Linked DNA regions of Homo sapiens: region 2 is linked to region 1. Evidence: chromatin loops called from intact Hi-C (ENCODE). Cell type or tissue: PC-9. All regions are shown on one strand. Each heading gives the region's core, and the rest is flanking DNA. Links, peaks and the distances in the headings are about the cores only.

What was found. Peaks named below come from ENCODE experiments on the same cell type or tissue, not always from the same donor. Only the 100,000 strongest peaks of a DNase experiment are listed, where the experiment ranks them.
Region 2: it touches region 1 in a loop (19-fold over the local background); 2 of 110 quality-filtered maps call a loop at or near these places.

Annotation. Positions count from the first base shown.
Region 1 is chr20:31,607,689-31,617,642 of GRCh38, forward strand. No RefSeq gene overlaps it. Among named protein-coding and RNA genes, the nearest start is that of MIR3193, 5.5 kb to the left of the region's middle. RefSeq lists cis regulatory regions at 714-1,289, 2,835-3,433. In PC-9, for the core only: a CTCF peak has its summit at 5,359 (motif pointing left); DNase peaks (open chromatin) are centred at 4,113 and 5,303; H3K27ac peaks cover 1,266 bases.
Region 2 is chr20:31,311,400-31,321,353 of GRCh38, forward strand. It overlaps the pseudogene RPL31P3. Among named protein-coding and RNA genes, the nearest start is that of DEFB116, 7.8 kb to the left of the region's middle. In PC-9, for the core only: CTCF peaks have their summits at 2,083 and 2,282; a DNase peak (open chromatin) is centred at 2,042.

The sequences.
Region 1 (9,954 bases), core at 3,973-6,472:
GTTTGGGCAAACCCTTCCTCAAAAGTTCACGTGGCAACTCCCTGGGCTATCGTTAGGTCCTGGGGGCACCAACCCTCAAGGATTGCTGCCAGGTAAACCCCCCTGTATTACATATGGAGAAACTGAGTCCCAGGAATGACAAAGAACTTGTCCCAGACAGGTAAGGGCTATTAATATATTTTGTCAATAAACAATAGAATAAAATCAATAGCCCTTAGCACCAGAAGCCTGGCTCTGCTCAACTGAACCCTTTACAAAAACGATTTCATGGATCCCTGTGGGGCTAAAGGCAAGACTGTGATCCCAGTTTTACAGCAGAAGGAACAAGCTCAGAGAGGGGATGAACAAAAAATCAAATGAAAGATTATGATTTGAGCACTAACATTAAGCCAGGTACACCCCCTCCACAGTTTATGGATTTTATCGAAGAACCCAGTACTTGCAGGCGAATTATGTTCTTTGCTACCTCCTCCCCACCGGCTGCTGTATTACAGTACTAACCTCACGGAATGTAGTACAGAATAAATGAAATAAAGTAAGTGTGTAAAACGTTTAGCACAGTGCTTGGCACAGAATGTTTCATAGTTATAAATTATTATTGTCGCCTGTGAGTCCTTGGAGTGTCCTCGGAGGCACACGTGTGCACGCACGCACTCTCACGTGTGGGCCCCCGCCTGCAAGCCCACCCACGGGGTCTGAGCGGGTTCCCCCTCGCGTACTCCGACATGCAGGGCCTTTTTCCAGGGGAGGAAGGGGCTGCGGCGGGGGCCTGGGCCACCTCCCCCGCCATTCAGGCACACTCTGGATTCCACGTTTCCCTCTGTTCCCCTTTGGCCCAGACCCAGCCCATCTGGAGGCCGGCTCCGCGGCGGCCTGGGAGCGTTTCCATCAGCTGGGCCCGAGGAATGCGGAGCTATTTAACCTGAGCATCCCCAGGTGTACGGAGGCGCCTGGCTGTCTGGGGCCCGCAGCCTTTGGCACAGCCGCGCTAGACAAACAGCGCGCCGCCCCCGCCCTGCCCCTCCGCCCCCAGCTGCAGCCGGGCCTGGGAACCGGCGGGCGCCGGCGGCTTGCATAAGAGGCTCCGGGCCTCGCAGAGGGAGGGGGGACAGAGGCCACCGGTGTGTGTGCATGTAACACACAAAACCCTGCTCCTTTGGAAATCATTAACTCCTTAACCCCTCCTGGACAGGACGAAGCCAGGAGCTGGGGTGGAAGATGCCGAGAAACCCGAGGACCAAGTTTCTTGGGCACTGGACTCTGCCTTTCCGGGGCTGTACTGTTAATTTTATTTAAGAAATACAGAGAGCTTATTGTGTGCTGGGCACCATGCTAAACTCTTTACAATATCAATTCATTTAATCGTCAGAACTTGTTAACGAGGCCAGTGCTATCATCATATGCTCATTTTAATAAGAGCAACCACCACCACTACAACAAGAGTAATAGGCTAACATTTTAGTAGGGAGGCAGGTAGAACACAAGCCCAGAATCAACCTTGATGCTCATCACTTCACCTGTCAGAGCCTCTTCTTTTTTGGAAAACGGGCTTCAGAACCTGGGCTTCAAGGATTAATTGAACCAATGCACCTAAAAAGCATAGCACAGGCTCATGGTAGATACTTAGTGCATATTGCAATAAAGTGTTTTGAGCGGATTGTCTCAACAGCCCTACCAGGTGTGGGCCTACTGGTATATTCACTTTTTTGGTTTTTTTGAGACAGAGTCTCCCTCTATTGCCCAGGCTGGGGTGCGGTGGCACCATCTTGGCTCACTGCAACCTCCACCTCCCAGGTTCAAGTGATCCTCCTGCCTCAGCCTCCCGAGTAGCTGGGATTACAGGCACGTGCCACCATGCCCAGCTAATTTTTGTATTTTTTTTGTAGAAAAGGGTTTTCACCATGTTGGCCAGGCTAGTCTCGAACTCTTGACCTGAAGGGATCTGCCCACCTCAGCTTCCCGAAGAGCTGGGATTACAGATGTAAGCCACCGTGCCCGGCCTGTGTTCACTTTTCAGATGAGAAAACGGAGGCATCAAAGAGGTGAGGTGACCCACCCAAGGCCACATTGCACATTACCTTAGAGGACTTTCCAGAAATCAGACTTGTCTAAATCAGGTTTATGAGGGGCCTCATGTTCCCACAGTATGTCCAGTTTATAAAGCCTTTCATCTTATTTCCAACTGAAATCATACCTGGTCATTATATTTATTTGTTTTAAAAGCATAACTCAGATAAATGCAAGAAATATACACATATCACAATTTTTGCAACCCATATTGGGGAATGTCTATTTTTTTTTTTAAGACAGTTTTCCTCGTCACCCAGGCTGGAGTGCAATGGGGCGATCTCGACTCAACCGCAACCTCCGCTTCCCAGTTTCAAGCAATTCTTCTGCCTCAGCTTCCCAAGAAGCTGGGATTACAGGCATATGCCAACACGCCCAGCTAATTTTTGTATTTTTAGTAGAGACAGGGTTTCACCATGTTTGCCAGGCTGCTCTCGAACTCCTGACCTCAGGTGATCTACCCTCCTCAGCCTCCCAAAGTGCATGAGGCCACCGTGCCCGGCTCTTTTTTTTTTTTTTTTTTTTTTTTTGAGACAGAGTCTCGCTCTGTCGCCCAGGCTGGAGTGCAGTGGCGTGATCTTGGCTCATTGCAACCTCCGCCTCCCGGGTTCAAGCAATTCTCATGCCTCAGCCTCCTGAGTAGCTGAGATTACAGACGCGCACCACCACATCTGGCTAATTTTTATATATTTAGTAGAGACGGGGTTTCACCATGTTGCCCAGGCTGGCCTCGAACTCCTGACCTCAGGTGATCAGCCCTCCTCAACCTCCCAAAGTGCTGGGATTACAGGCGTGAGCCACCACACCCGACCCATGCCAGTCACTCTTATTGAGCACCAGGAACTGCCAGCCAGAGAGAGCTCCCTGCTGCCCAGTGTCACACACAGCAGGGCTTCCTGGTGGCAGGCAGGTCTCACATCCTAGCATGGCTGCCGGAAAGAAAGGAGGTGAGTCACAGGGCCAGGCCAGGAGCTGGGCGAGGCTGGGGCCAGGGTCCAGGCAGGCGCCACTTTCCAGGAAAGGGAAGGGAAGAGGAAACCAGAAGGCCAGGAGGAGCACAGGGAGGGGCGAGGGTGCCCTTATCTCCCTGGACCTGCCCTGGCTGGTGCTGCTTCCTGCTGCAACTCTTGCAAAACCTCGTTCCCAACGCTGTCCTCAAGCAGGGTGCCCCAGGCCAGTACAGGGTTGCATCAAGGCCTTGTGCAAGGGGGGTTAAAGGGAGGACAGTGGCTGGGAGCAAAGGCAGGGCAAGAGGCAAGGCAAATGCGGGTTCTAGGCCCAGTGCCACTTCTGGTTGGGCACCTGCTTCACCTCCTGGGCTCTTAGGATCCCCAGCATTTTTTTTTTTTTTTTTGAGACGGAGTCTCACTCTGTTGCCAACCTCTGCCTCCTGGGTTCAAGCAATTCTCCTGCCTCAGCCCCTCCAGTAGCTGAGTCTACCGGTGTGCACCACGACGCCCAGCAATTTTTGTATTTTTAGTAGAGACAGGGTTTCTACATGTTGGCCAGGTTGGTCTCGAACTACTGACCTCAGGTGATCCACCTGCCTTGGCCTCCCAAATTGTTGGGATTACAGGTGTGAGCCACTGCACCCTGCCATCCCCAGCATTTTTTTTTTTTTTTTTTTTTTGAGACAGAGTCTCCCTCTCTTGCTAGCCTGGAGTGCAGTGGCAGGAGCTCAGCTCACTGCAACCTGTGTCTCCCAGGTTCAAGTGATTCTCCTGCCTCACCCTCCCAAGTAGCTGGGGTTATAGGCACGTGCCACCACGCCCAGCTAATTTTTGTGTTTTTAGTAGAGACGGGGTTTCACCGTGTTGGCCAGGTTGGTCTTGACCTTCTGACCTCGTGGTCTGCCCGCCTTGGCCTCCCAAAGTGCTGGGATTACAGGTGTGAGCCACCATGTCGCCCAGCCTCATTCCCAGCTTTTAAATGGGTGTTATACTCACCGTTTTGAGGTTTCAGTGATATCATCCCAAACCTTTGCACTCCTCAAGCCTCAGGCTAGGCCATTGTACTTCTACCTGTGAAACTAGCCCCAACTGGTTCTTTCAACAAATAGTTTATAAAGCTTCTACAATATACTAGGAACCGGGCCCCAGGAGTTAACAATTCAGATACAAATTCTTGCAGTCTTGGAACTTACATTCTTAGTGGGAGACACGCAGTAGATAAATATGCAGATGTGTAATCAGAGGTGCATTTACCTGGAAATTACTTAAGCTTAAACTTCAAGCCTCCTCACATGGAAAGAGTATCAGCCATGTGTTAGCATGATTTCTGTGTGTTTTGCAAGATTTGCAAAATGTTGTATTCTTTTCCTTAGAGGCTGCACAAACCTAGATCCTCTTCTTTATATATAGACGAGACCGAGCAGGGCCCAAGCTTGAAGGCATAGCTGCAGAAGACAAAGAATCGTGTCTGTGGGTGCTGTTCGTTGCTTGGGTTTGTTTTGTTATTTTATTAATTTATTTTTATTTATTTATATATTTTTTGAGACAGTTTCCTCCTTGTCACCCAGGCTGGAGTGCAATGGTACCATCTCAACTCACTGCAACCCCCGCCTCCTGGGTTCAAGCGATTTTCCTGCCTCAGCCTCCCAAGTAGCTGGGGTTACAGGTGCCTGCCACCACGCCCAGCTAATTTTTTTTTTTTTTTTAATTGTGAGACAAAGTCTCGTTCTGTCACCAGGCTAGAGTGCAGTGGCGCAATCTCGACTCATTGCAACCTCTGCCTTCTGGGTTCAAGCGATTCTTCTGCCTCAGCCTCCCGAGTAGCTGGGACTATGGCGTGCACCACCACGTCCAGCTAATTTTTTGTATTTTTAGTAGAGACGGGATTTCATCATGTTGGCCAGGATGGTCTCCAACGCCTGACCTCAGGTGATCCATCCGCCTCGGCCTCCCAAAGTGCTGAGATTACAGGCGTGAACCACCGGGCCCGGCCTGTTGTTGTTTTAATAGAGACGGGGTCTTGCATGGTTGCCCAGGCTGGCCTCAAAATCCTGGGCTCAAGCAATCCTCCCGCCTCTGCCTCCCAAAGCACTGGGATTACAGGCGTGAGCCACCCTGTCCGGCCCGGTTTTTGGGTTTGAGACCCTAAAATCTCTGGGCGGCAGAGAAGAGCTGGGAAGCGGGCCAGCGCTTTCCAGAGCACCTGGTCTCATGCAGCTGCAAACGCAGGCGCTGTGCCCGCCCCCGTCTTCCTTTGGCCACCAGCGCCCCCTCCCGGGCAGAGCCCGGGCTATGCCACCGTGGGCGAGAAAGGCGGCCTGGTTGCGGCGAGAGGCGGAGGCTGATGCCTTGGTGGCCTCTAGTGGACGCCTTGGGAACTGCAGTCAGAGCTGCAAGCGTGTTAGGAGAGTGAAGAGTTCTGCGCACATGTAAACCCTCAGCCCCTTCTCTCAGGCCCCCTTTGGCTACCGTTTCCCCCATTCTCTCATCCTCTTTCCTCTTCCTTGCTTGTGACAACCCCCTATGAGCCTCATTCCCTCCCTTTTTTTTTTTTTTTTTCTGAGATGGAGTCTCGCTCTGTCGCCCAGGCTGGAGTGCAGTGGCACGATCTCGGCTCACTGCAACCTTCGCCTCCAGGGTTCACGCCATTCTCCTGCCTCGGCCTCCGGAGTAGCTGGGACTACAGGCGCCCGCCACCACGCCCAGCTAATTTTTTGTATTTTTAGTAGAGAGGGGGTTTCACCGTGTTAGCCAGAATGGTCTCGATCTCCTGACCTCGTGATGCGCCCGCCTCAGCCTCCCAAAGTGCTGGGATTACAGGCGTGAGCCAGCGTGCCCGGCATTCCTTCCCTTTTAAAGGAGGAGATCTTGGGCTAATCTTGGAAATTTCTTTTCTTTTTCTTTTTCTTTTCTTTCTTCTTTCTTTTCTTTTCTTTTTTTTTTTCTTTGAGACGGAGTCTGGCTCTGTCGCCCAGGCTGGAGTGCAGTGGCTCGATCTCGGCTCACTGCAAGCTCCGCCTCCCGGGTTCACGCCATTCTCCTGACTCAGCCTCCCCAATAGCTGGGACTACAGGCGCCCGCCACCGCACCCGGCTAATTTTTTTGTATTTTTAGTAGAGACGGGGTTTCACCGTGGTCTCGATCTCCTGACCTCGTGATCCGCTTGCCTCGGCCTCCCAAAATGCTGGGATTACAGGCGTGAGCCACCGCTCCCGGCTTTTTTTTTTTTTTTTTTTTTTTTGTAGCCCAGGCTGGAGTGCAGTGGCGCGATCTTGGCTCATTGCAAACTCATCTCCTGGGTTCAAGCGATTCTCCTGCCTCAGCCTCCCGAGTAGCTAGGATTACAGGCGCCAGCCACCACGCCTGGCTAATTTTGTATTTTTGGTAGAGACGGGTTTCTCCATGTTGATCAGGCTGGTCTCGAACTTCCGACCTCAGGTGATAAGCCTGCCTCAGCCTCTCAAAGTGCTGGGATTACAGGCGTGAGCCACGGCGCTCAAGCTAATTTTGTTTTTTGTTTTTGTTTTTGTTTTTTGTTTTTTGTTTTTGAGGCAGAGTTTCACTCTTTCGCCCAGGCTAGAGTGCAGTGGCGCAATCTGGGCTCGCCACCAAGCCTGGCTCATTTTTTGTATTTTTAGTAGAGATGGGGTTTCACCATGTGGACCAGGCTGGTCTTGAACTCCTGACCTCAGGTGATCTGCCTACCTCGGCCTCCCAGAGTGCTGGGATTACAGGTGTGAGCCATCACGCCTGGCCTAATCTTGGAAATTTCTTTTTTTCAATTGTGAAATGTATCACACCTACAATAGAGCAGATATCACACGTCTGCAGTTTAAAGATAATAATAAAACCGGCCAGGTGCGGTGGCTCACGCCTTTAATCCCAGCACTTTGGGAGGCCGAGATTGCGCCACTGCACTCCAGCTTGGGCAACAAAGACTCTGTCTCAAAAAAAAAAAAAAATGTGTGTGTGTGTGTGTGTGTGTATATGTGTGTATATATATGTGTGTGTATATATATGTATATATGTATGTGTATGTATATATGTATATATGTATATACATATGTATACATGTGTATATATGTATATATGTATATACATATGTATACATGTGTATATATGTATATACACATGTATACATGTGTATATATGTATATATACACACATATATGTATATACACACATATGTATATATACACATATATGTATATATATAAAACTATAAAACACACAAGTACCAGCCTCTCTGCTTGAAATAGAATATTAGTTCATTTGAAGCCTGTGTTTGCCCTTCAGGATAAAATCCCCATAAGATTTTACCTCTTATCCAGAACTTTGTGTTAATCAATTGCTTGTTCTTTTATTTTTTTTCACATATGTACAAGTATGCATCCTTAAACAATCCATTACTTGATATTACCTGGTTTTGCCTTTTATATAAATAAAATCATATTATATGCAATTTTCTGCAACCTGATTTTCTCATGCAACATGAATTACATGAGAGTCATCCATGTTGATTTCTTGCCTTCATTCATTCATTTCCACCACTTTGTAGTATTCTTTTTTTTTTTTTTGAGATGGAGTTTTGCTCATGTTGCCCAACCTGGAGTGCAATGGCACGATCTCAGCTTACCGCAACCTCTGCCTCCTGGGTTCAAGCGATTCTCCTGCCTCAGCCTCCCGAGTAGCTGGGATTACAGGCATGCGCCACCATGCCCAGCTAATTTTGTATTTTTAGTAGAGACGGGGTTTCTCCATTTTGGTCAGGCTGGTCTCGAACTCCCGACCTCAGGTGATCCGCCACCTTGGCCTCCCAATGTGCAGAGATTACAGGCGTGAGCCACCGCACCCAGCCCACTTTGTAGTATTCTATTATATGATTTATTGCCCCAGTCTCCTGTGATGGACCTTTGGATTGTTTCATAGGTTTTGCTGTTATCAGCAGTGCTGCTCTGAATGCCCTCAGTGAATATGCGTTAAAAGGAGTAGGATGGCTGCATCCTAGGTGATGCACAATTTAAACATTACTAGGTTGGACTGGAGTCTATTTTGATTAAACAGAATAATCAGAACTGGAAGGTCCCTTACATACAGCTTAACCCAGCGCACTCATTGTAGAGATAGGAAAAGGAAAGCCCGGAGAAGTTCAGTGACTTGCCCAGGATCCCTCAGACCTGGCCTCTTGGGCTAAGGTCATAGCCTTGGAAGTGATTCTGGGAGTGAGGCATGAGAATATATTTCCTTCTCATTTTGAAGATGAACAAGACTGTATTTTACCCTTAAAATAGTCTTCTAGGCTGGTTTTAGAATCTGGGCAGCTGGGCACGGTGGGCTCACACCTGTCATCTCAGCACTTTGAGAGGCTGAGGTGGGCGGATCACGAGGTCAGGAGTTTGAGACCAGCCTGACCAACATGGTGACACCTTGTCTCTACTAAAAACACAAAAATTAGCCGGGCATGGTGGTGCACGCCTGTAATCCCAGCTACTCAGGAGGCTGAGACAGGAGAATTGCTTGAACCCAGGAGGCGGAAGTTGCAGTGAGCCAAGATCTGGCCACTGCACTCCAGCCTGAGCAACAGAGCAAGGCTCCGTCTCAAAAAATAATAATAATAATCTGGGCAAACTAGAAACACAGGATGCTCCTTGAAAACCATCCCGCCGGGCGTGGTGGCTCACACCTGTAATCCCAGCACTTTAGGAGACCGAGGTGGGTGGATCACGAGGTCAGGAGATTGAGATCATCCTGGCTGACATTGTGAAACCCCATTTCTACTAAAAATACAAAAATTAGCCAGGCGTGGTGGCATGCAACTGTAGTCCCAGCTACTTGAGAGGCTGAGGCAGGAGAATTGCTTGAACCTGGGAGGCAGAGGCTGCAGTAAGCTGAGATTGCACCACTGCACTCCAGCCTGGGTGACAGAGCGAGACTCCATCTCAAAAAAAAAAAAAAAAGAAAAAACCATCCCAAGACAAATACACATTCACACTCACTGCATCTCCAAGTCCTGCCAACTCTAATGCTTTTTTTTCCACCCCCTCAAAGACAAAGTCTCACTCTGTGGCGCAGGCTGGAGTGCAGTGGTGCAGTCTTGATTCACTGCAACATCTGTCTCCTGGGCTCAAGCGATCCTCCCACCTCAGCCTCCCAAGTAGCTGAGACTACAGGTGTGCACCACCACACCTGGCTAATTTTTGTATTTTTTGTTTCATCATGCTACCCAGGCTGGTCTCAAACTCCTGGGCTCAATTGACCCACCTGCCTCGGCCTCCCAAAATGCTGGGATTACAGACGTCAGCCAGTGCGCCTGGTCTTACCGCCTTTTTTTTTTTTGAGATGGTGTCTTGCTCTGTCGCCCAGGCTGTAGTGCAGTGGCAGGATCTCGGCCCACTGCAACCTCTGCCTCCCAGGTTCAGGCAATTCTACTGCTTCAGCCTCCTGAGTAGCTGGGATTACAGGCATGTGCCACCACGCTCGGCTAATTTTTGTATTTTTAGTGGAGATGGGGTTTCACCATGTTGTCCAGGCTGGTCTCGAACTCCTTGACCTCAGGTGATCTACCTGCCTCAGCCTCACAAAGTGTTGGGATTAGAGGCATGAGCCACCATGCCCGGCCTTAACTCTTAAATATATCCCAAATTTACGCATTTCTGCCCTTCCCCTTGGCCATTACCCTGGTGCCCATCATCTCACTGGGATACTGCAATAGCCTCCTCAGTCACCCTGCTTCCATTTCCCCCTCATTCTCCACATGACAGCCAGAGAGATCCTTCTAAAAAATACAAGGATCACGTCACTTGCTTGCTTAAATGCTCCCTGTGGCATTCGTTACTTTTGGAATAAAATCCTAATTTGTTACCATAGCCTACAAGGCACAGTAAGGCCTGGTTCCTGCCTACATCCACCCACTTCCCCTAACTCTCCCCTTGCCACT
Region 2 (9,954 bases), core at 975-3,474, 300 kb before region 1:
TCCTCATTACATTTTCTGGACAACTGTACATGGATATGGTATAGGACATTCTTTATTCCTTAAGCCCAAACAGCTTTGTTGAACCTGATATCAATCCTCACATTTGGAGACCCCATCTCTTCATGGAAAATTTCTGGATCTCATTGAGTGCCTGAGGGGCACACTTTAAAAAAAATTTTTTTAATTATACTTTAAGTTCTAGGGTACATGTGTACAACGTGCAGGTTTGTTACATATGTATACATGTGTCATGTTGGTGTGCTGCACCCATTAACTCGTCATTTACATTAGGTATATCTCCTAATGCTATCCCTCCCCCCTCCCCCCACCCCACGACAGGCCCCAGTGTGTGATGTTCCCCACCCTGTGTCCAAGTGTTCTCATTGTTCAATTCCCACCTAGGAGTGAGAACATGCGGTGTTTGGTTTTCTGTCCTTGCGATAGTTTGCTCAGTTTGATGGTTTCCAGCTTCATCCATGAGGGACACACTTTTTAAAGTTCACTCCATGGATGCACTTGTGAATGTCGATGGTGTACTTCCAGGTCACCACCTCACTGATGGCAATCTGTCTTCATGAGGCGTTAGAGGTTGATGTTCTAACAAACATAAAAGCAGGCAAGCAGTAGTACTCAGCTATTACATGAACTTTTAAATTAGCCATATCTTTACATAGATATAGTCAATATCTATACTGATAGTAAATATGTGTTTGGGGCATGTCATGCTACAGACCAAATTTGGAAGAACAGAGTCTTTCTAACATTAATGAGAACAAAATATCACACATAAATGGACTGTTGATTTGTTAGAGTCATTGCAATTTCCCCAACAGATTTATGTTCATTGTAGAACTCATAGATAAGATGAATTATCTAAATAAATTTGCATGAAAATAGCTACTAAGATTTGGACTGAGGAAATTGAAGTCCCATCACATCTATGGGGAGTCCTATTCATGGTTTCAGTAATATGAGACTCCCCCCAAGTTAGAAAATTAGACATCAAGGAAAGCTAAAAAGAGCACCACAGAAAATATGAGAATTACCCAATGAGATATTCCTGTACTGGTTTTTCATGCCATCCAACCAGCAATATCACTTAAACAAAAGGAATATACTGAAAATCTTGGAATCTTACCACTCCTGTAATAAGGTCAAATAATTCGGTAAATAATACGAGCATGTGCTGTCTGTCAGAAAATTTCTTTACAGGGAATACCTACAGTAAGCCAAGGAAGCCCACTCAGGCCAAAGTTCCCAGGACCCGGTGGCAAATGAATATTATAGAGCTTCGGTCATCACAAGCTAAGAAATACTCTTTAGTATGATGCCTGGATGGACAGAAGTATTTGCTTTGGCTCAAGGAAGTGCTCAAATAGTGATCAAGGCCTTACTAAATTATGACATCCCAGTCTTCGGAATTCCTGAACATAGAGAATCTGACATGGAAAATCATTCTCCCTGTGGCAAATCAGGGGCTCAGTAAAACCCTACAAATACCAATAATTTATACTTCCTATCATCCCCAGTTTTCTGGACAAATGGAACAAATGAAACTTACTCTAAGGAATTATTTGGCTAAACTATGCCAGGTGCAGTGGCTCACACCTGTAATCCCAGCACTTTGGGAGGCCGAGGTGGACAGATCACTTGAGCCCAAGAGTTTGAGACCAGCCTGGCCAACATGGCGAAACCCCGTCTCTACAAAAAATACAAAAATTAGCTGGGCATGGTGGAGAGCGCCTGTAATCCCAGCTACTTGGGAGGCTGAGGCAGGAGGATCGCTTGAACCCAGGAGGCAGAGGTTGTTGCAGTGAGCCAAGATCGCGCCACTGCACTCCAGCCTGGCCAGCAGAGGGAGACTCCGTCTCAAAAAAAAAAAAAAAAAGAAAGAAAGAAACGAGAAAAGAAAAAAGAAAAAAAAACCATTTGGCTAAATTAAATGAAGCCACTGGCTTACAGTGACTCAGAGCCTTAGTATTTGTTCTATGAAACTTAAGGTTAACTCCCTGTAGCAAGCATGATATTTCTCCTTTTGAGTTAATGTTTGGAAGCGCTATGTGTTTAGCAGTGAAGCCTAGCCTGTTACTTTATACGAAGGAAATCACAGAGTTTTCTCATTTCCCTAGGCTTATTACGCCATCGTGTGGCCAAAAGATGGAAGAATCCCCCTGAAACGGTATGTTGCTAATACAGACTAGGAGACAATCTACACTGAACTTACCCAATGGCAGGCTAGATTATCATAGTGCTGAGAAGGACACTACCAAGTGTTGCTGGTAACTCACATCACTATCACAGGAAGGAGCAACACACCTGGATACGTGCTTTACCTGTGAGAAAAGCATCAGTGACTGAATAGACTGTAACTCTACTATTAAAGTTACAGTCTCCAGAAAGTTTGACTCATCATTGTTTTGAGATCTGTCCATGTTGTGTGGAGATAGCAATTGTTCACTCATTTTTATTATGGCATAGTGTTCCATTACCATAACTAATTTATCCATACTACTGATCATAAGCATTGGGTTCTTTCTAGTTTGGGGTCATTATAAATAATGCTACTATGAACACTCTTGTTCGTAACTTTTTATGCACATATGTAGGCCTTTCTATTGGGGAAATTGAGAGGTCATAGATATGCATGTGATCAGCTTTTTAATCTGCTGTCAAATAGCTTCCCAAAGTGGTGTACCATTTTAATACACCCCCACTGATACTTGATATTGTTAATCTTCATTAAGTTTAGCTAATCTCTGTGTGTAATGATAGCTCATTACAGTTTTAATTTGTATTTCCTTAATGACCAGTGGAATTAAGAGCTTTTTCATATATTTATGGGTCATTCGGATGCTCTGTTCAACACTTTGGCTTTTTTGTTCTTGGAGTGCGTGTCTGAGTTTTTCTTAATGAATTGTAAAAATTCTTCATGTATTCAAGACACAAGATCTTTGTTGGTTATAGGTTTTGAAAATAGCTGTCACAATTTTGTGGCTTAACTTTTCTGCCTCTTAATGACATCTTTTGTTCAACAGATGTTCCTAATTTTAATGAAGTCTAATTTATCAATCTCTTTCTTTACAGTTGGTACATTCTGTGTCTTAAGAAATCTTTACTTACCCCAAGGTCTTAAACATACTTTCTTATGTTTGTTCTAAAAACTTTATTGTTTTATTATTATTATTATCTACATGGAACTGATTTTAGGTGTGAAGGAAAGATCAACTGATAACCATTTATTGAAAATACCATCCTTCTGCCATTACTCTACTGTTCTACTTTTCTCATGGAATCATACATGATTAGATCTCTTTCTAGACTCTATTTTGTTCCTTAGTTTCTTTATCTTTGCATCAGTAGTACATTTTACTAATTACTATGGCTTTATAATAAGTCTTAATATCCAGGAATGTAAATTCTCTAACTTTGTTCTTCACAATTATATTGGCTATTCTTTGCCCATTTATTTCTATCAATCTTTGAATTTGTTTATCGATTTCCACAATCTGTGGAACTAGCTCCTACTTTTTAGTCCTTGAATTTATTTCTTATTTTTTCCTAAAAACAAGGGCAGGCTCTCCCTCCACTGTTGTAATAAATATTTGCATTATTAATGAGAGTCCTTGGTTTTTTTTCCAATTTTTTTTTTTTTTTTTTTTTTTGAGATGGAGTCTCGCTCTATCAGTTGCCCAGGCTGGAGTGCAGTGGCACGATCTCGGCTCACCGCAACCTCTGCCTCCTGGGTTCAAGCGATTCTCCTGCCTCAGCCTCCCGAGTAGCTGGGACTACAGTCACCCGCCACCATGCCCGGCTAATTTTTGTATTTTTAGTAGAGACGGGGTTTCACCGTGTTAGCCAGGATGGTCTCGATCTCCTGACCTCGTGATCCGCCCGCTTCGGCCTCCCAAAGTGCTGGGATTACAGGCGTGAGCCACTGCGCCCGGCCTTTTTTCCAATTTTAAAGGGACTGTACCTAAAGATCCTTGAATAAATCTAACATTTGCCACAAAATTTTGGCATGTAATCTTTAGCATGTTTGATAGTGCTCGTCTCTTCCTAATTAGCTAAATATTCTATTATACTTAATTTTTGAAATTTATAAAATATTTTCTATGTATCATTTAAGAATCATATAATTCTTCTTTTTTCTATTAGGCTAGAGATTTACATTGCTAGAGTTTCTGTTGTTATTCATCCTCATGGCTTCCAGATAGATCCTAATTGATATACAGGAAGTATATTTTTAACACAGTATTAGGTTCCATTATTCACTATTCTATTTGGGATTTTGGCATATATATGCAGAGGAGCTACAGCCTATTGTTTCTCTTTCCTATTGTTTTTACCTGCCTTTGAAGTCAAGATAACACTGACCTCCTAAGATCATTTAGGCAGCTTTTACATTTCCTCTATTTTCTGGAACAATTTGTGTAATACAAGAATTAACTGTTCCTTCAAAGTTTGCTAGATCTAAGGGTATTATACAATTCTTCTATAATTTATGTAACTAGGACACATTTGAGAATAAAGGGGGTATTAATAATAATTATTCCAAGACAAAAGAACTTGAACTATTTTAAGCAAAGCAAAGTAGAACTCAATGTTAATACTTTATGAGTCTGAGACTTAGTGGGAGGGGGAGGCCTGTCAGTACCATTTCAGTGTCTTTATGCTTGGTTGATCTTCTCAGGTTTGCACTTCTTCCAGTGCTAGTCTTGATGGGCTGTATTTCCTTTAAGTATTTTTCAAATGTATCATGTATATTTCCTCATAATAGAGTTTTATTATTCTTAATCTCTGTGGTGTCTATAGTTATTTCCAGCTTTTTAACTGTTTTTAATTATTTCCATTTTTTTCTTGATAAGATTATCAAAAATCTATTTATCTTTAGCAAGAATTAAGATTCCAGTTCTGTTATTTATATTCCAGGGTATTCGTTGTTATTATAGTCCATTGGGTTAAACTCAATGAAATGCCTGAACTTATTATGTCATTTCTCTTGGTTTCTCTAGATATCCTCTTGCTGTTTTTCTAGCATCTAAAATTTAATGCTTAGCTTATTTTTAAACTAATATTATTACAAAAGGGGTATATTTTATTGTATGTTAAAATACAGATAAGCAAAAAATGAAACAATAAAAACACTATATCACTATTACCTAGAGATTGCCACAGTTAACATCTTATTGTATATTACTGGATCTTTTTCTATGCATAGATTTTATTAAAATGAAATCTCACTACACATTGTTTCATAATCTGCTTTGTTTCATTTATAATCTTCATTTTTCAATTTTAACGCATTTTGTTCATATTTAACGCCCAGGCTATATTCAAATTTCCCCAATTGTGCTAGAAATGTTCCGTGAAGCTGGTATGCTTAAATGACTGAATGTGATTTATTTATATCCCTTTGATCTCTTTCAGTCTAGCACAGTCCCCATTTTGTCACACTGATTTGTTGAAAACATTGAGCCAGTTGTTTTTACACTGATCCACCTTCTGATTTTCTAGTTTCCTTTTGCTTCCTCACCAATTTATTTTGTACGTAGGAAGTTAGTTCTTATGGCTTTATTGATGTACACTAATAATCTTGGCAAAAATGTATCAGAGCTGAAGCTGTGTTCTTTATACTGCATCACATCAGAAGTCATTTAATATCTGGATGTCCCTTGCTATTCAGATTCACAAGTGAATTAAAGTGACGACTGTCTGGTCTTTTTATTGGACAGTGTTGATTTTTCACTTTCATATTCAAATTGGTCTGTATGTTGTTACTTTTGCCAAGTAACAAATATCTGGTTCCATGTCAATCACATCCTTAATGGTTTTAACACAAATTATGGTCCTTGCCTGAATCAATAAATTCTTTAGGCGTTGCAGAATACAATTCAGTAAAATATAGCTTTCCCTCATCAACAAGAGCTATTTGATTACTAGAAATACAGCTCTTACTGGAGAGGCAGGATAAATGCTTAATTCTTTCAAATTACTTATTGGTCTTTGAAGTAAGTAGTTTGCTTAGTAGCTGCTTCAAATGGTGACATATGAGTTTTTCTGGTTATCCCATCTCTGAGTATCTTTAGACAATCATGCCTTTTCATTGATTCATTGTATTCCAGTCCATTTTATTTGTTACTATTTTTGATGCTCAAATTGTTATAACCTTATCAAGTAGAGATTTCCTCTGGCTGGATTATATATCCCTTTACATGACCCATTCGTTTTTTAAAGCTTTGATGATTTCTGCACAAGAAAATGTCCTGGGCTCACACTGTAAGTCCACAGCACTAGACCAGGGTTCAGCCATTTTTCTAAATGGCCCTGGTTGCTTTGAGTGAAGACTTGACTTGCAGACCAAAATCTGGGCACTTATGCTCATTGCTAATACGGTGCTATTGGTTCTAGTCAATTTAAGTTGGAAAAACTAAAATATTTACATTTTAATGCTTGTGAGGTTTCTGGATTCTGTTTAGCCACCTAAATTTAGGTCTCCTTACAATACTCCAAAAGTCATATATATCATATGAATCAATAAGAAAAGCATATAAAATTATCCATAACAAATGCCTACAATATAATCAAAAGACAGAGCTTCCATATATACAATTATAATTTGTCAAGTAACAATGGCAAATAAATAAGGCAGATATTCTTAGGTTATTCATTATGTTGATATGTGATAAGATGTCCCATATCACTCAGCCTGTGATAATATTTTATAAATGTTCTTGTCTCTATTTGAGAACAATTTGTATCATTTGGATGCAGTGTTCTGTATATTAGATTAATCCTACTAACTGGTGATTACCACATCTATATTCAGAGGAGGATTTCTAAGTCCCCGACTTTAATTATGGATTCATCCATTCCTCTTTATTTCTGATGATTTTTATTTACATATATTTCCATGCTGTATTAATAAAGGTACAAAAATATGTTTGGAAAACATGTCTTCCCAGTAAGTTGAACATTTTATCACTACGCAGTTATACTTTTTATCTCAATAATGCTTTCTTTCCTGGAAGTCTATTTTGTGTGATATTAATTTAGCTAAACTGCTTTCTTTGGGTTAGTGTATTTCCTATTCATTTCAACTTTATTTTTTTAATCCCAAATACTCATCTCCTAATTTATGTGCAATTTTAATTTTATCTTATTGTTTTTGGTTAAGAAAAATACTATTGTTATTATTTTATCAATGAATGATTGCAAATTTGCCACATATTTACAAGTATTGACCTTCTGTCTAAAGCTTCTCTCTTAGAATTTCCTTTGGTGATAGCCTATTATAGAAAATTCTCCTAGATTTTATCTGAAAATATCTACAGTATATCTTCATTCTTAAATTACAATTTCATTAGGTGTAGGAATATATGTGAGAGTTATTCTTCCTCAGCACACTGAAAATATAGTATCATTGTCTTCATGCTTTCTTTGTTGATGCTGAAAAAGTTGCTGTCAGTCTAATATTTGCTCCCTTGCAGGTAATAGGACCTTTTTCTCTAGCTGGTTTCAGATCTTCTCCTTGTTTTCATTATTCTACATTTTCCCTGTGTTCTATCTACATGTGCATTTTTCATATTTACCCTGGTTTTGATTTATTAGGGTTTTTTTTGAGTCTGAAAGATTGGTGTTTTTCATCAGTTCACAAGTTCTCAGTCATGTTAACTGGTACTATTACTTCTGCTCCCATTTTCTCTCCTCTTTCCTTCTAGAATTCCAAATAAACATGTTTAGGACTTCTCACTATATTTTCTATGTCTCTTAACCTCCCTTTTATTTTTTTAATCTTTTTGTCTATCTGCACTAAATTCTGAATAATTTCTTCTGAATAATCTCTTAATTCACTAATTCTCTCTTCAGCTATGTCTAATGTAATGTTAAATCCAAGTTTTTATTTTCACGTTATTTCAAGTTATTTCTATTTATTTTTCAGATCTGCTTCCTTTTTTTTTTTTTTTGTGATGGGGTCTCACTCTGTCAGTCAGGCTGGAGTGCAGTGGCATGATCTCAGCTCACTGCAACCTCCACCTCCCTGGCTCAAGCAATCCTCCCACCTCAGCCCCCTCAGTAGCTAAGACTATAGGTGTGCACCACCACATCCAGCTAATTTTTTGTATTTTGGTAGAGACAGGGTTTCATCATCTTGCCCCAGGTGGTCACAAACTCCTGAGCTCAGGCAACCCACCCGCCTCGACCTCCTAAAGTGCTGCGATTACAGGCATGAGCCACTGCACTTGGCCAAGATCTGCTTGCTTTTTATTTATAATTTCAAGTCTTGATTTTTTCTTGAAACATATTAAAGATGATTATTTTTTCTTTTTTTTTTTTTTTTTTGAGATGGAGTCTTGCTTTGTCACCCAGGCTGGAATGCTTTGTCACCCAGGCTGGCCCAATCTCATCTCACTGCAACCTCTGGCTTCTGGGTTCAAGCGATTCTCCTGCCTCAGCCTCCCGAGTGGATGGGATCACGGGGACATGCCACCACGCCTGGCTAATTTTTTTTTTTTAGCAGAGAGGGGGTTTCACCATGTTGGCCAGGCTAGTCTTGAACTCCCAGTCTCAGGTGATCTGCCCACCTTGCCCTCCCAAAGTGTGGGATTACAGACGTGAGCCAATGTGCCCAGCCATAAAGATAATTACTTTCTATTCTGTGACTGACAACTTCAATATCTGAATTGTTCCAGGTTTGAGTTTACTATTTATTCTTTCTGCTGCTTCTCATTCATAATGCTTTATTTTCTTGAGAGTTTTGTGATTTTTGTCTGCGAACTGATCATTTTCTTTAAACTTTTTTAAAGAGGTCTAGGATTAAGATGAGTTCTTCAGAGAATATTTATGTTTACTTCTGTCAGGCAACTAAGGGCATTACCAGTCTGGGCCTGTGTAAATTAGATTCTCAGCTTTAGATTTTTCATATCATCAGAGTGCCATGATTCAGGCTATATACTAAGTGAGGGCCTGCTTGGGATTACAAAATCTCAGAGGAGACTCCCTTGCACACACACACCCAATCTTCTCATTAACTAAATTAAAAACAGTTCATTTTCCTTGCAATCCAACTGGGGAGTAGGGATTGTTTCCAGCTCACTGTTATTGTAAAGACGCAATTCTTTGAAGTCCCATATTGATGCAGGAGTCTCTTATTAGGTTTTTTACCACTGGTACTCTGGATAGTAATTTCCATTTCTCAGTTCCATAAGGCCATGAAAAGCATAACTCAAGTTCATATGGTTCAGGAAATACCCTCAAGGTGGAAACTGTTTCAGTGTTTCTTTTCCTAAAAGGACTCCCTTCTCAATTCAATTTCTTGGTTCCATATTATTTAATTTTTGCAAGCTTATGAAATCATTTAAGAAAATATGAAAAATATCCATTTTAGAGATGTTTTCAGCAGAAAAGTACTCACTCTGCCATGGAGTTCAAGGCAAATGCTTAAGCCCAATGTTAAGCTTTGTTGCTCAGCATGGCTACTAGGGAAAGAAGATTCTTTCTGCCTATTCTTGAAATTTGGTTGCTATTTGACCAGTATCTTCTCTTTTGCTTTTTCTAAACAAGTCTAAATATGTCTGAACCTCAAGGTTATGTGCAACTTGAGTTTTTTTCAAACTTAGGTTTCTTTATCCTCTTATAAATTAGACAGTGTCACTTTATAATCTCCTTCAGGTAAGTACTTTACTGCCCATAAGATTATCTCATGCCCCACCAGAGAAATCTTTGAACTAAAGAAGTAATAAAATATTTTCCCAGTGTTGGACTTACCTTTTAATTTGTGTATGGTACATTTTGCCATAGAGAAGTAATTAAATTTAAGTAGTTAATTCTTCATAGCTGTTTTCTGGTTTTGTGCTTACAAATTTCCAGCAAAGTCTCTCTAAATAGTAAGTAATAAAGCCAACATTCATATCCCAAACCCTCAACTATATCCATTGTACCACACCATCTCTACAT